Regions from separate parts of the Homo sapiens genome. Here region 1 is linked to region 2. A link is a contact called in ENCODE Hi-C or POLR2A ChIA-PET data. All regions are on one chromosome and are shown on one strand. Each heading gives the region's core, a stretch centred on a gene start or an enhancer-like site at or near the end of the contact. The rest is flanking DNA. Distances are from core to core; before and after follow the strand shown. Region 1 overlaps NFIB-AS1 (NFIB antisense RNA 1). Region 2 overlaps NFIB (nuclear factor I B).

Evidence for each region. Hi-C counts contacts between places; a loop is a spot of excess contacts on that map. ChIA-PET counts read pairs that join two places held with the same protein, here RNA polymerase II (POLR2A). Pooled maps may share reads with other maps.
Region 1: a map with no recorded cell type shows a loop between it and region 2 (2.1-fold over the local background). The contact joins two enhancer-like sites. A Hi-C loop is called at or near these places in 1 of 37 single-sample maps with no recorded cell type and 7 of 50 pooled maps. POLR2A ChIA-PET finds 5 or more read pairs at or near these places in 3 of 52 experiments (A549, BJ and HEK293).

Annotation. Positions count from the first base shown.
Region 1 is chr9:14,348,856-14,351,555 of GRCh38, forward strand. The region is part of intron 1 of NFIB-AS1 (NFIB antisense RNA 1); the gene reads left to right. It also overlaps a transcript of NFIB not described here. Among named protein-coding and RNA genes, the nearest start is that of NFIB-AS1, 33 kb to the left of the region's middle. RefSeq lists an enhancer at 1-446. Within about 2 kb of position 1,351, at least 10 of the 41 ENCODE cell types and tissues checked have a DNase peak (open chromatin) inside an H3K27ac peak, as active enhancers do.
Region 2 is chr9:14,118,529-14,121,228 of GRCh38, forward strand. It overlaps NFIB (nuclear factor I B), which reads right to left. Exons shown (of 11, transcript NM_001190737.2): 8 at 1,912-2,096. Among named protein-coding and RNA genes, the nearest start is that of LINC00583, 190 kb to the left of the region's middle. Within about 2 kb of position 1,308, at least 2 of the 41 ENCODE cell types and tissues checked have a DNase peak (open chromatin) inside an H3K27ac peak, as active enhancers do.

The sequences.
Region 1 (2,700 bases), core at 101-2,600, 230 kb after region 2:
TCTAAGTTCGGAAACCACGAAGCTTGCGCCTTCATGCGTGTCTAACATTAAAAACAAAAAAACCTCCTGGCGGCTTCCTGGGCTCCCGCCCCCACCTTGCGCTCCAACACCCGGCACTTTTCCCTGTACCGAAATTCACTTTACTACTTCTTGAAATTCGGAAAACTCCACCGACGCTTGGACTCGCTGCAACCCAGGGGCTGCCTAAAGCTCTCGCACGAGTTGCTTGAGGGAAATCACTCTCTGCTCTTGCGAGCAAACAGATCTCTGTATTTTTAAACAATCTAACTGAATGGGGGAGCGAAGCTAGCGAGGACAATTTGAGCAGTCTTTGTAGCCTGTTGGGAGAATTTTTGGAAGCTAGCGGGGTGGGGGTTTGGTCTCGCATGCGAACCTGTGGGAAGGACAGTTCAGGCTGGGCCCTGGGGCTGGAAGTCTCATTTGAGGAGCACACGGTCCCGAGAATGGCACGTATTTAACAACCTTCTTTAGGGCAAACTCTGCAACGGAGCCCGCCCGACATTAAATTTAGGGGGTGTGGAAGCGTAGACTGGGTTCAACCGGGAAATTTTCCCCGAGACGCCAAAGGCATTCCGCGTTATGTTTCCCATGCGGGTTTCTGCTTTTTGATAGCGAACCCCACTCCGTTTTGGGAGCAGCGAAATTTTGGAGAGCCCCAAAGCAGGGCTCGTTTGGGGTCCAAAGGGAAGAAAAGACTTGATCTGTGGCTGGGGAACAGCGGCACTTTATTTCCTGGGGCATGCACTTACATTCCCTACGGCCACAAAGCACCCAGCTGAAAACGAAATGTGGGCAAATATTAGGTAACTACGGAGAAGGAGGGAAGTTAGCCTCATCTTGTTTAGGATACTCGCTTTAACAGCGAGGACTGATGGGCTATGCGGAAAAAAGAATTTATTAGTGACAATTTCTTGCATAGGGATGAGAGTTGAGACTTCGAGCTAAAAGACGGCTCAGAACGCTTCCCGCGCGGCAGTCCCCCGCCTCCCTTAAAAAAAGTCATCCTGTCAATATTGGCTCTTAAGTCACACCCCCATTACCGGTCCACAGTGGCATTTCCCTTCCCCGTGTGCCCCTTTCTATACCCACTCATCTGGGCTTTGGATTGCCCATGATCTCTCCCTGCCTGGAAAAACTCGTGCAAACTTGCCCTTCACCAGGCACGCACGCACGGGTGGGCTTTCCCCAGGAGGGTCGTTTGGCGGCCCCGGGGACCCTCCTGGGCCTGGGAAACCCGGAGTATTTTCCAGCGCTCAGCCTCGGTGCCTCTGTATTATTTCGGTTCAGTCCCAGGGGCCCCGACCCAAGGATAATAAACAATGCCGCTTATTAGAGATACAAACGGGCACAGAAAAGAACCACACGGAAAAGCAAAGCACAGAGGCATTTTAACAAGTGGTTAGGCATTCAGGGCAGCCTGCGAAAGTGACGCAAAATTAAAAACGAAGGGCGTTTCTCTAAGAAAAAAACAGACTTTCACAGAATGCAGATTTTGTTAAAACATGATGGTTGGAACTACGTTTAGTTTGGTTTTGCCTCTGGAGATCAGTCGGAGTTGTTGCTACCTGCCCTTGCCTCGCTGCAAATCGCCACCCCCGCTGCCCCCAATTCCTATAGGGCGAAAGACCTGGGTGGGGTGGGGGGGGAAGTTGGGGGTCTTCTAGCTGTTGGCATGCTCTGATACCGTTATTCCAGATCTCTCAAGAATTGAAAACACGACCTCCTCTTTAGGGAGGGACAACAGGGGCTTTAGGGGGAGATGTATAATATCAGGCGCTGCCAGATGATTCAGAGATACAAAAAAAATTCCTCTTTCTTTTTAAAATGTAAATGCAGATACCTTATGGGCGCTGATCGTGAGAGTGGGGGCTAGGGATTCCTCCCTGGGTGCGGGTGTAACCAATTTCTGGTCTGCCGATGGCCTTGGGAAAGGGCCTCCCATCTGCTTCCAACAACCCCCTTACAATGTCAGAAAATCTTCCTGCCTGCAAATATTGGCACAAAGCTGTTTCGACAGGCGGTGCTGCTTTAAATAGGAAGGAGACCGCGGGGCAAAAGAAAGTCGCGACCTTTCTACCCACTAGACTACCTGCCTCCTATCCCCCAAAGGCCAAGCTTTGGCAAAGGAGACTCGGAGGGAAATCTCCCGTTCTGAGTGGCGTAGGAAATGAATCAGCTGTGTGTTCCAGGAACAAATCTTTAGTTGGTTTTCAGGAGTTGGAGTGCATAAAAAATAGGTATCCCCAGACTAGCTGCTAAGCAGGGAGAGGATCATGTTTGGGCATCTGCACCTCCTATGGTCCAGTCTCCCCACTTTTTTTGGTTGTTGTTAAGATAAAGTTTATGCTGGAAGAAACTTCAGAGGTGCTTTAGCCCAATTCTCTTGGGCAGTGGGTTCCTTCTGACTTTGCCGAAAGTAATTTGTCCAAAGGGCAGCTCTGCTCCTGGATCTGCCTAGGGAGGCCTGGTCTCAACAGCGCCAGCCCTGTGCCCCATACAGAACTCTCATCCTAGGGAGCTGGGCTAGGGCTGGCTGTGTCCGGGCCAGGGATGCCTGGACCTTGAATCACACCCCTTCTGCCTACCAAGGGCATCTCCCCTGTCAGGAAATGATCGTGGTGCCAACTGCACTCAAGGAACACCTCAAACCTTCTTTTCTCACCTCCCATCCTACGCTGA
Region 2 (2,700 bases), core at 58-2,557:
TGAGAAGAATTGAGGGCTATTTTCTCCTCAGTTTTCTACTGGTTCAAACAGATGAAGCTACACTAAAAATTTCTATCTTTTAAGGCTGTTAATAGATGAACTTTCATACTGTAGATAGAAAAGAGAGATGTCTTGTCTGAAGGTGAAGCTAACAGCATTAGGAAAGGATTATTCTACTTTATACACGGTTCCTATTATACAAAATCCTGAGAGTTTTTTTGTTGCTAGTTTTTCTTTTTCTTTTTTTTTTTTTTTTGAGATGAGAGTAATATGCTTCCTTAGAAGGTGATATGTATCTTGAAAAAGTGAAGAAAAACTGAGAACAATATAGGCAGATTATCACCTAATATGCCCTCTTAACTTATAAAGAAATTGAAATATACGTAAAACAAGCACTGAATAATTAAAGAAATGTGTAACACTAAGGGCCTGATTTTAATTTGCATAATTTTTCCCCTAACAGTGCCTAATTAAGACATCAGTTAAAAAAAAAATCCAATGGAACTCTAAGATTTTCCACACTGAATTAACGTTAAGGACTTTTAATGGATGTCTTAATTAGACTTTGTTATTCATGGAAATTCTACACAAATTAAAATCAGACCTTGTGTGCACTGTTCCCAGCTGAGTCTAGCAAAATGCTCTATGGAACTGAGACTTCTGAATCCATGAGCTGACAACAAATTTTATTTCTAAACGATATACTAAGATCCCACTCTCACTTAGCTGTCTTTAGTACTTCAGTCATGAAAAGTGCTACAACATTTTAACATTTTCTTCTAAAATACAAATAATAATTTTAACTTCAAATTCAAAATTCAATATTGAGTTTAATATCTCAGTCAGTCAAACTAAAAGTAATGATAACTTTTTAAGTAACCCAAAGGGTCCTGGATGCGTTGTTATTCTAAATTAAAAGTTCAGAAAGGACCATTTTGTTTCATTTTAACAAATTAAGACCAAAGGGATTTTTTTCTCACCTTTCTTTGCTAATTTAAATTGATAGACACACACTATTTACTAGCATTTCAGGAATGTTCCACCGTAGTAATGACGGAATGTTTGTGAAAATTCTCCAAAATATTAAAAGGTATAATAAGTGGACAGGAGTCTTAGAGGTAAAGCAGCAAAGCTAAATATCAGATCCTAATATCAAAATTACATTACATGTTTTAGATATTACAATTATTGATAGCCCCAGGTCTGGCACAAAGACTGTCTACTTGATTGTGGAAAATGCTCATATACCAAATTCCTATGAAGTAACCTCTTGGTAGAAGAAACCATATGTCTAGGGGAGTGAGAAATGCTCATGAGTCACTACACTTACAAAATGAATCCCCAAAACCACTGCACAATGTTTCCAAAAAAAAGAAAGACGCTTCTAGTAATGTCACTCATTATTAAATGTAAGTCATGTCTCTGCAAAGAATATTCAAGTAGTCATCAAACACTGAGAATGTTTACATTACCAAAGCTTATTTTAATACCTAATAGTTGGTCTATAAATACAACTGTAAGTTCTTTTGTGTGTGTTTATTTTAGCACATACCTTACTCCTGCCTGAAATAAGCACATTGTCTCTGTGTCAAACCAGGTATTTAAGAGGTGTGAACTCCAGCCCAGAGCTTTCCTGTCAATGTACTTTCTGCATAAACTTTCCCTTCAGTCAGTGAAAATCCAAAAACATTAAACCATCTTCACAAATGTACCCTTTGGGGCAACACACTTCCTACCTGTCATTCAGCCACCTTTAAATAAAAACTTATTGAGTCACCAAGCAACTTCCTGAAGATGGATTTCAAGGCTTGACGTTCTGCCAGACACACTGTCTGACTAACCTTTGTGTCTCAGAATTAGATCTGTCCCATCTCCCTTAGGTGCTAATCTTATTTTCTCTCTTATTTTTACCTGGCTGGTTTGTGGACTGGATGGGTCATAAGAAGGTACATAGTTCTTCAGAGTATCCTGAGGATTCAGGTGGGGAGGATATCTGATTGTTGGATGAGAAAAGTAGCTCGATGGGGCTGGAGGAAGGATAGCTTGTGTTGGAAATGGCAACGGTGAAGGTGGAGGTGGAGTTCGAGTTGAGATGACTGCAGAAGACAGAAAAGGAAAGATTGACTCATCAGCTGGTTACCTTATTGCTCCATTCTGATCCTGAAGAATGCTGTGAAACTACAAAACTGGTAACCATTCATTTTTGTCCCCATGATTTAACCAAGCTCTCCTAAATCAACAGTTACTTTTTCATTTTTATTCTCAACACCAGTACGGCTAACTACACAGAGATAAAACATCACTCTAGAAAATTAACAATCTTGCTTCCTGGCTCTGTGAGTGGTTACAAAATCAGTTTCTCTTTTATAGGTTATGTCAATACTTGATAAAACACTTCTTTGAGCAAAGATATATCCCGTTGAAAACATATTCTTTGATTATAAAATCTTTAGGCCGGGTGCAGTAGCTCACACCTGTAATCCCAGCACTTTGGGCGGCTGGGGCAGGTGGATCACCTGAGGTCAGGAGTTCGAGACCAGCCTGGCTAACATGGTGAAACCCCATCGCTACTGAAAATACAAAAAATTAGCTGAGCATGGTGATGGGCACCTGTAATCCCAGCTACTTGGGAGCTTAAGGCAGGAGAATCACTTGAATCCAGTAGACGGAGGTTGCAGTGAGCCGAGATGGCGCCATTGC